2 separate regions of the Homo sapiens genome follow, and region 1 is linked to region 2. A link is a loop called in an ENCODE intact Hi-C map of the cell type or tissue named here. Cell type or tissue: ovary. All regions are shown on one strand. Each heading gives the region's core, and the rest is flanking DNA. Links, peaks and the distances in the headings are about the cores only. Region 1 overlaps IGF1R (insulin like growth factor 1 receptor). Region 2 has its middle 21 kb from the start of LINC02351.

Region 1 (5,378 bases), core at 211-5,210, 430 kb after region 2:
TAAGCAGAGGATGAACTTAAGCATCTTAAAATTTTAAACATTGACTTTCCCTAAAACCAATTAAAAAAAAAAACAAAACAGACAGACAGACATGACTTGTGCCCTTAAAAATGCAGCCAGGCTGGCATATAAATGGGCGTAGGCTGTTTCTAAATTTTTTGCTTTAAATTTTGCCAGCATAGCTTCTGGACTGGTAGTTTTGTTTGCTTTTTAATATATTTTTGACACTGTGTACAGAGGAATGCTACCTCGCGTCATCATGTCCTCCTCCCTGAAGGCAAGCCAAGGATGTCAAGGGGCCACTTCAGGGGATGTGCACCCTGAAGGTAAAGCTGCTCCAGTGGGAGGGGTTGGGGTAAATGACAATGTTAGCAGCTGGTAAATTTTTTTACATGGGATATCTCACAAGACTTATTGATGCATGTTATACGTAATAACCTGAGGCACATCAACATTTTCCACTTTTTCCTATTCTTTCTGTATTTTCACTGATACTTTTTTTCAAAAAAATCTCCAATAAGTTTAGGATCAGCTTCAAGATTTCTCTTTAGGTAAATAGATTTGTATTTTTGATGGCCATCCTAGTCCAGTGTAAAGATATGGACAAGAAACCCCACATAAAGGAAGCAAGATCGCTGGCTGCTTTCTCTAGGTAGCTTGAGTTGTATACTAATTTGTAGATTATTTCTCTTCATCGAAAAAACAAAACATTCTGCAGAGGGCAGTCATGTGTCCGCTGTGCCTCTGCTCCTGTGTGCACCATAAAACTTGAAAGTGAGCCAGAATTTGAAAATATCGGATTGGGATGTGATTTCTTTAAGCCTCTGGCTAATTTAATATAAAGTGTTTACACTTCATTTTTCTGGCAGTGGATTTTCTATGTAGGTGGTGGAAGATTTCCTGTAAGTTTTGCAAGTTCCAGGGCAAAGAGAGTTGCAATATGCAATATCTTTCTGTGGTCACACCAACAGAAAGGGCGATTTCTTAACCTGCTGCAGTTACCATGTGTGTAGGTGGATGCTGGCTATTACAGATGGTATCCTTTCAACCCTCAAAATTGTTGCAAGTTCACAGGTATGTTAATGAAAATGAATAAGTGGCATTTTTAGGAATTCCAAATACTGAGTCTTGGAAGTAGATAATCTTTTCCCTAAATGTATGCTCCGGTCAGAACTGCTGCCTACCACACCTCGTGGGTGAAACAGATATTTCGAGCATGACTGAGCTTATTAAGAGCCCTGCGGCGCTTCCTCTGCCGGGGGTTTAGAAATTTCAAAGGATGGGGGTTGAGGGAGGGAGGAGTTATGGGCATGTGATGTGGACAGGGCGGGCAGGAGGATGGAAGTAACAGGTCCAAAATGTATCTTTGGTGGCCCGGCAGAGCTCTTGCATGGGGTGAGAATGGTAATTTAGGAAGAGCAAGTCTTCCCATCTGTGAAGCAGAAGAAAAAAGTGGACTTAAGGAGAAGTTCGGGTGCTGTTTATTTAGATAGGAGTAAGGAGAGTGCAGTTGGGGAAAAGCACTTCAGAGGCTTTACTTAGACTAGCAGAAGTCTGTTTGGCAGGGTGGGAAGCAAGTGCAGTTGGGAGAAAAACGTTTTCAATAGGCAGTTTCAGAATTGGAAATTGGAGGAGGGCAGTCCATTTCAACATTTCCAACAGTATTAAAGAAAATTTGCGGGTTGTTTGTCAAAAGGGGTCATATGCTTTAAAGATTGAGAGATCTTTTCGGTGAAGTAGGGGAGCTGGGGACATCGTGATGTGACAAGAGCCGTGGGCTCAGAGGCTGGGGACCTGGGTGTTTAACCCAACTCTTGTGAGTGGTGTGGCTTTCATAGCTTTGGTTCTCTGGTCTTCACTTTATCTGCCAAGTGAAGACATTTGACTGGATGTCGTGATCTTGAGTTGCTTTCAGCTCCAGAATTCGAAGACCCCTTCCATTGGGCATTCATCTAATTTCAAAGATGCTCCCTGGCTCCAGCTCTGCAGTGAAGCAGAACAAACTGATACAGCCTAGCTTGGGGGTGGGGAGTCGGCCCTCCTTTTCCCCTCCCTTCCCAGGTCCTCTGGGTGATTGGGGGAAACTGAGAAGCCGTTCTCTTCTCCAGAGCACTCCATTTAACAAGCATTGCAGAGCCTGGCTCGTGCTGCAGTGAACAAATGCTGACTTCAGCCTTTACCCTGGGTTTCAGGTCACACTGATTGTTTGCAAAACATGTTCTTTTTTTGTCACTTGCCAGTACTTGTTCTCTGTGAGTAAAACACAAACACATCCTCAGGGATGTTGCACACCAGTTTGCAGCCTGCAGCTTCTGCCCTCTGGCCTGCCCAGGTCCTCGGCTCCGGGACGAGGATGCTCCGGGATTTCGGGAGACAGCAGTTGTTTTGACATGAATCTCAAAGTTCCTACAAAGCTTATTTCTTTGAAGAAGGCCAAAAAAAAAAATGAAACATTTTCAGATCTTTGTTTTCAGATTATTCAAGTCCAGAATGTTGGATAAGATTTTTGAAGAAGAGATTTATGCTTGAGATTCCTTTTAGTTTCTTTCTTTCTTTTCTTTTCTTTTCTTTTTTTTTTTTTTTTAGGTGACTTGGCCAGTTTGGGTTTTTACGGTGTTCAGGGAAAGGGTTAAGAAGTTAATTTGGGAAGTACAGTCATGTGTTGTACAAGTTGCTGTCTACTGATCCCTTCATTGAGCAAGTAAACTTCACACATTCTCGTGTCTGCAAAGCATGTGGATGCATGGGCAGTTATGTGTATGAACTTTTTTTTTTTTTGAGAATGGCTTTAGTGTTCAGACCAAGGATGGAATGAAAGATCACGTGTGCTTTCCACTGTAGAGCTGCCCTGCTTGTTTTGATTTTATAGTTATTCTAAGTGTTAAGTTCCTTCATCTTTCAAAGCAAATTCCTTTGATCCCTGAAAATCAGCTAATGTTTGGGAGGCAATTAAAAGATGAGGCTGTGGGGTTGGGGTGAAGGCTTCCCCAGCAGGAAGAGAGGAGAAGCCCACTGGATCTGGGAGCACGGTGCTAGGACTCTCTAAGCGTGACCTCCTTCAGTTTGGCCCAGAGTGGTCAGATAGTTTGCCGGGGCATAGGATGGATGACAGGCCTCATACGCATCACGTCTGAAGGGAAAGCCCTTGAATTTTCCACGCTACTTTTTAGTAACAGTAGGCTTTGTCATAATTGGCTTCATGTTCCAGCTTTCCTAAAACTGTAAGTGATGTTGGGTGGGCCAGCAGCAAAATAATTCACTTTACAATTTGCATGATAGTCTGGAATGAACCGAATACCTAAAACCAGGAAATAATAGTAGATATTTAATGGTTTGGGGATCAAATAAGAATTTACTCCCAGATGTTTCCTAATTAATTGGAAAAAGCAGAAGGTTGCTGGAAGGCCATCTCCATTGGGCATTTACAGGTGAAATTCACTCTTCAACTAGGATTTTACTCATGGGATGCCTGTGTTCTTCATTTGAACCCAATTTTACCTATCATCTACAAAAAAAGAAAACTATTAAGAGTTAAAAAAAAAAAAAGAGAGAGAGAGTCTTGAACTTTGAAATCCTTCATCCACGTTTTATAAAGTGTGGGGTCAGATTTTTTCCCTAGTTGAAATTGAGGAAATGAGAGTTGCCAATATGATTGGATTTGTACTGCCAAGATGGGGTTTTAGCACTTCTAATGCATTCTGGCAAGGCTGGTATACTTGTATCAAGTGCACAGCCCCACTACCACCAGCTCTACCACCCACAAAAATAAAAACTAGCAAAATAAAATATGAGCCAACAGAATTCTGTGGGAATGGCAAGTGTTTTGTTTTTGTTTTTAGTAGTAATCTTTGCGAGAACATTCCAAAGATGATAGTTTTACATTTGTATGTTTTTTTCCGAGGCACTTTTGAATCATCAGATAGATTAAATATAAGTTCCATGTATTTTTGAAGGTGGGAGTGTTCTTTGGTACAGTTCCCCCAAAAAACTGGTTCTCATGAGGCTTATGTGGTAATTCTGTTAACGAGAATGTATGATTATCTGGGATACTCTGTTCTGCTCTCCATCCTGGATAAGAGTTTACTTTGAAAGTCTAGTTGATCTTTTGTGATTTCTGCACAATGTAAAAGGTACTTTAACTTCAGGAGATAGGGCCAGCAATCAGATTTGATGATGGAAAAGAGTAGTGTAGCATTTAAGCATAATGTATACTCTATAATAAATGTTTACAAGTCCAAAAGTGTGCCATCAGAAAGTAACCAGATCAAAGGAGAGGTGACCAGAGAAGCTGGAAAGATAAGAAATAAACAAGTTTCAAGGTTACTGATCTGTAGCTGTTGCTGTCCATGCTTCTTGGCAGCTTTAATTATGACAGGGAGAGGGACCCAGAGGGAGAGAGAGAGACTGACTTACACATAAAGGCATTTTATCACAAAGCCATCTAAAACAAAAGTGTTAAAGGCACAATGCTGTGTTTAAAAAGCATGTACTTCTTTAAGAGCTCAAATTTAAATATATAATACAAACTTAAGATCCAAGGAAGAAAATGGACCCAGGACACGAAGAGAAGTTAACGCCACAGGTAATGCAGATGGCCAAGAGATGTGTGAAAAAGATAATCCAGCCTCACCAACAGCCACAGAATTGAAATGAGATACCTGTTTCTGCTTCTGGCATTGGGAAAGAAAGAAAAATGGCACTAGCAGCCTTTTTTTTTTTTTTTTTTTTTTTTCCCCAAAAAATTTGCTACTCTTGAGGTTCTGTCAAAGAATGTGCTGTGGCCTCTAGAAGCATTTTTAAAAAGAGACTTTCACAAGTGATTGTGCAAAATTGTGAGGTCACTGAATAGGTGTGTATCCTCCTAAGGAGGTAGCGTTGGAGGAGCTGTTCTTGTTCAATTTACTCAGCACCTGTGAAGAGGCTTCACTGTGATTTGCCTGTACAGGTGTGCAGGTAAAAATCTAAGTTCCACAGGTAGTGCAAAAAAATCTACCTCCCTAGGTACCTCGTACATTTATCACAGTTTCCTGGTAAACAGTTCTGCTGTTGTTGACAAAATTTTATCAGAAACATTGCATACTCTTCTCTAAATAGTAGTTTCCCTACAAGTGGCTGTCTTCAGTTTAGTCGTTTAAGTTATGTTGACATAAATGATTATGTGTGTGGCAGGGGCTTTTGCGTAGGTTGTTGAAACATTGCACCTTTTGGACTAACAGTTTTTACCAAAATAGGCAGAAGTGACATTTGCAGCCACAGCTGTGTGGCATTGAGCGTCTAAGGTATGTGTAATAGGCAGTGTATCGGTAGCATTGATACCTTGGTCAACACCAGTAAGCCATGTAATTGCCCAGAAGTGGGCTCTAACACTAGTTTTAGGA
Region 2 (5,378 bases), core at 266-5,265:
TCCCAGACACACAAGTCTCAGACCCGAATCCTGGGAGCCCAGGCAGGCCTCTGGACCTGGCCCAGATGGGCGTCTGGAGACGTCAGGGACTGGACCTTGTAAGCTTGCCTGGTGGCTGCCCTGCCAGCCCGGCATCCTCCTCTTCCACTCCACACTCTGGATCATCCTTTGTGTCTTCCAGTTCTTCTCCACACATCCTCTCCTGAAGTCAGAAAAGAATCCACAGGCATTCCAATTAAACATGGCAATGGGGTCGTCCTGCACAGTCTGGGGCTGGACATTCAGGACATGGAGGTGTCCTGTCTGGCTTGTGCCTGCACTTCCTGCTGAGATTCAGAATAGGCCAGGTTCAAACGCTCCAGCCAGCCATGGGGAAATCAGGTTTTGTGCATAAGAGCACGTATTTACTGAAAGGAACTAAAGGACAGCCCAGCCTGGGGAGACCAGAGAAAGGGCAGGGAAGGAAGCACTGCTTTCAAAGCTGGCACCCCGTGCTCAAATGTGCAGAATTCCCCCAGGTCCACACCCATGGGCGTTACAGTACCTGGACATTTCTGCTTCCTCTAACAGGTTTAAAAGAAAAGTCAAGGATCAGCGGAAAAGGCCAAGTGCAACGCTCTCTGTTCAGTGCCTGTTGGGTCTTAGGTTAGCCCATCTTTCCATGGTGAACCAAAGAAAATGAAAGCCCTCATCTGCCAGATGGCTAGAGCTAATGTCAGACAGGAAGCAGCTTTCTAAAACAATCCAGCACTTACTGGGATATTTTCTGCTTTCATTGTTGAATCTTCTATTTCAGAGCAATATATTTTCCAAAATAAGCAGTATTTGTCCATGATGTACAAGCGTAAGTTTAAAGTAATTTTGGACTCTTTAGGGATTTGAAAGTAAAGACCCTTTGGCACCAGAGAATGGACATTTTCACAATACCCTGTTTGGTCAAGAGTCTGGTTTAGCCACAAGAAAACCAGGAAAACCTAAAATTTTATAAAATATTGAATGACAGCAAGCTACTAAGAAATATTCTTAATATTCCCTCAAGATTCTATTCTACAGTCACTCTGGATTGTACAAAAACCTAATACCTAATTCCACTCCATCCCAGCAATCTGGGCTTTTGCAGTGGAGGAGGAAAGAAAGACAAATTTGTCTTGCTTTTTGTTCTGCTTGACAGACACTGGTCCATGGCAAAATTTGAAATTCAGATTTTTCAATATTTCCTTAACGATGCAAGGTTACGGCCAATTCCCATGTGTTCTGTTCCATTTTGGTTTCGTTAGAGCTTGTCTAGTTAAGAGAAGAGAACCATAAAAAATCTAATTACAAAGGCCTCTCCACGCAACACCCCCCTCCCATGATAGCCCGGAGATTCTGAGCCTAGACCAAGGCCCTGCTGCCACGAGAAGCCCACAGCCAAGTCGTCTGGGAAGCTGCCTGGCAGGTTCAGACCACGGCTTCACTAAGCAAGGACAACCTGATCACTAGGAAAGTGAGAGGTTCATGGGGTGATATAGTATCACCATACCTTGCTGCCGTCTCCAGGGGCAGGCTGTCTGGGTCTGTCATTCTGAGAAGTCCTCGCATGACGGCTCACGTCCTCGGAATTTCCTGGGTGTGCTGCCCTCCCCAAGCAACAGAAAGAGGATAAGCAAATGAGGGTGGCTCCCAAGGGGCTGGACAATCAAAAGAGGAAATAGTACACTGGGGACCTTGCAAACATGTTGATAGCCATGACCCAATTCTATCTCTCTCTCTCTCTTTTTTTTTTTTTTTTTTTTTTTTTTTTGAGATGGAGTCTCCCTCTGTAGCCCAGGCTGGAGTACAGTGGCACCATCTGGGCTCACTGCAACCTCCACCTCCCGGGTTCAAGTGATTCTCCTGCCTCAGCCTCCCGAGTAGCTGGGATTACAGACGCCTGCCACCATGCCTGGCTAATTTTTGTACTTTTAGTAGAGATGGGGTTTCACTATGTTGGTCAGGCTGGTCTCGAACTCCTGACTTCAAGTCATCCTCCTGCCTCAGCCTCCCAAAGTGCTGGGTCAGTTCTATCTTCTTGACCTTCACTTTGCCATTTGCTGCAATGCTCTCCAGAAGACAGGAGTACCTGCCAGGTGTCAGGAGATGCAAAGTGAGGTTCCACTCAAGCATTTCTGAGCTGGAATTGTGATCTGTTCTTCCATCGATTCTGGCATTCAATGGACTCACATTTCCAGTTCTAGTCCTGGATCCTTCTTTTTGCTCACCGGTGGTTTTGCTCACAAGAGAGGTCATAATCACCCACGTTCAGTGAGTCTCCCTCCTCTCCTACCAAATCAGTACCGACTTGGAAAGGGATGACTTTCTTGTCCTCCTTTGCACCTCCACACCCCACGCCCCCAAATCCATATGTGTGTGTGTGGTGTTCAGATCCCTAAAAAAAATACACAGTTTTGCATTTCAGCTGAAAATACCTATGTAACACATTTTGTTTACTAAAGAACAAATGAATTATTTAGTTGTTATCTATATAAGTAAATTTTTAAATTTATTTACAGAACTGTATAAATTAGCAAAATTTGGTTTGGCAAAATTTAATTGTGGGCACTTAAAAATACCAGCACACTTGAGTTCTCTCGGCCATAGAGTTTTTATATCACACAGTAGTAGGTGCCCATGTAGTTAGCTGGTAAATAAGTTCAGAAGCCAGGTCAGCCCTGTTCATGACTGCATCCCTAACGTCTAGGACAGTGCCTGGCACGTCTGTAGATGCCCCATTGACAGCGAATGAACGAATAAAGGAATACATGAATGAATGAATGAGAAAATGAAGTAGATAACCCATTATCAGTTTTCCACCTTTCCTAATGTTTTTATGTGTTGTGAGCTATCAAATGTTTACTTGTATTTCATTCCTAATTGAGGTTCATTAAATCTTTAAAAATGAATGCACTAATTACTCATTTGGAAGCACACCTGGAGGTATCAGAGCACTAATCACAGAGGTAAGTTATCATCCAAGGCTGCAGTAGACGACAATGGCCACTAAGGGGAGCCACACAACCTGTCAAAGAGCAGCATTCGACAGAAAAAAACACACCCAGTATGGTGGTTTTGCCCCCAGCACTTCCCAGCACACTGCACCACCACAAAATTGCTGTTGCTATTGTACTCTATAACGTATGAGTCACCAGAACAAACTGAGAAAAAAGGTCAGAACTGCAGTTTGCTGGGCATCAAACTTTCAAAAAAGTAGCCCCCGCTTCCCTTCTCATATTTTTCACATCTCTTGATGCAAAGATCCTTCTGGTTTAAAAATTAAATGCAAATAAAAGTATTTGTGGATGACAACTGAATCCATTAAAAATTCAGCTGGAGAAAGAAAGCAAAAGTATGACTTACAGATTGAAAAAAAATTAATTTTTAAAGCAGTGGTCAATTATTTCCTGATCCCGGCAACAATTTTGTAAAAGAACATTTCACTGTTGACATATTCAGTTTCACTCTCTCTGGTAAAGAAACTTAAGGCATGTTCAGGCTGACCGGGAAATCACATCAGATGCAATTATGATCCTATTGGTCAAGTTTCAAAGGCTTTGTCTGTAACTGAGTGTAGGAAGAAAGAAATTTCCCACAAACTCCTTCCCTCAAAAGGTCTGCATAACCTGTAAATATTTTCAGGGCCATTATAAGCTGCAGATGTTATCAACAGCCAAGATCGCACAAACTTTTAAAGACCTGGCCCACCAATCAGGCTGCTTCAGAAATAGTCTTTAAAACATTTGCAAGGAGCACAAGTTAATTTCCCTTTGAAATGTTGTGAAATGTTCATGCCTTATTTAGAGCAAGAAGCAATTGATTCCACTGGGCTTCTTGCTTACAGTTCTATTTCTATGGCACATAAAATTATAGGATACCTCCAAAATAACCGTCAGGAAAAAGAAGGGAGAACAGATAAAACTTGAAAAAAACAGAACAAGTCAAAAAAGCAACTCTAAGAATCACTGACTAATTTAAGACTAACATCCAATTAATGGCCTACTGAGATTCCCAGGGAAGAGAAGGTTCCGGAATCTGCATTGTTCGGTGACCCATAAGAAGTTCTAATCCACTAACACTTGCTGATTTCCATGAAGAGAGAAACAGACGAGAAACTGCAGAGCACCGAGCTAATCTGTGATCACATTTGCAGCCCCAACTCACCAACTTGAAAAAAACCTGAGATGTCAGCACTAACTGTCATAATGGTTGCAAGCTGAAGCCGGTTGGCTGAAAACCTTCCTGAGTGAATTAAAATCCTGACTGCGGGCCCTCGAGGGGAAAGAAGATGTGGGTGAAACTGGGAACTAGCCATGATTTATACAGGCAGTGAAAAGACCATAACTTAGAATTTTTTTTTAAATAAAGAGTTTTAGTAATCTAATTATATCCTAATTATAATGATAACCCTTCTTCCTTCAAGGGACTCAAGCATGCTTCTGGAACATTCTCTGTGCAAGTCCCCTCATTTGCTGTTTTAAAATGAGAGTTGGTGAATCTCAGAGTGAATTAAAGTGACATGTTTGGCATCTGACTTCCAGCTCAGTTTCCTCTGCCCAGACCACACCGACTCCCAGCTCTTGAAACAGCCCCAGTGGGATTCTCCAGGAGGAGCCATCTCCCCAATTAGGAGAAAACATCCTCGTCCCTGCTCACCCCTCTGGCCCGTGCAATTTCCACATTTCAATATGCAATGCATTTTCTTTTTCCATTCCCAGCCAAGGAACTGAAACATCCAAGCACAGAGGCTGTGCGAGGCCCCACAGCCTCATTTGTGAAGCGTGTCCATAAACTCCAACAGCTAGACAGCTCAGTGCCCAGGGACCCGACCGGCTTCCCTTCATTCCTAACTCAGTGCCACAGGGCAAGTCACTTAACCGCCTCATTAGGATCACAGCACAGCCCCGCCCTGCCATGCCTCCTTCCCCGGTGCCTGCTCACCCCATTAATATCTGTAAAGATCCATTAAGCCTTCCAGCATAAAAGCAAAACTGATCACTATTATCATCAATAAACTCCAAGGCACGCTCACCTGTCGACACCTAAGGTGGATCAGTCACCACGTGGAGAGAAAGCCTGGCACCTCGGCTGCCTGTCAATCCCCTAATGAGCCACATGCAGCCGCAGAAATGGCATTCGACGCTGACGGGAGCACCCACTCCAGGAGTGAAGGAGAGCCAGGGCTTGCATTTTGGACAGTTAATTTAAATTAACTGTCCCCCTCACCTCCCACCCATGGCAGCACCTGAAGCCTGGAGGTGTCCGCTGCCCCAGCCCTGGCCTGGCCTCGCCTCTTAGTGCTGAGCTGAGAAGCGCTGAGCTGAGAAGCGCCTGCCATGGGCAGCCGTTCCCCATTTGTGAGAAGT

The links. Peaks named below come from ENCODE experiments on the same cell type or tissue, not always from the same donor. Only the 100,000 strongest peaks of a DNase experiment are listed, where the experiment ranks them.
Region 1: it touches region 2 in a loop (8-fold over the local background); 7 of 110 quality-filtered maps call a loop at or near these places.

Annotation. Positions count from the first base shown.
Region 1 is chr15:98,872,782-98,878,159 of GRCh38, forward strand. All of the region lies in intron 2 of IGF1R (insulin like growth factor 1 receptor), which reads left to right. Among named protein-coding and RNA genes, the nearest start is that of MIR4714, 91 kb to the left of the region's middle. In ovary, for the core only: no CTCF peak of the experiment used is centred there; a DNase peak (open chromatin) is centred at 2,310; H3K27ac peaks cover 3,856 bases.
Region 2 is chr15:98,439,549-98,444,926 of GRCh38, forward strand. It overlaps the pseudogene FAM169BP. Among named protein-coding and RNA genes, the nearest start is that of LINC02351, 21 kb to the left of the region's middle. RefSeq lists a silencer at 1,661-1,710. In ovary, for the core only: a CTCF peak has its summit at 3,004 (motif pointing right); a DNase peak (open chromatin) is centred at 3,023.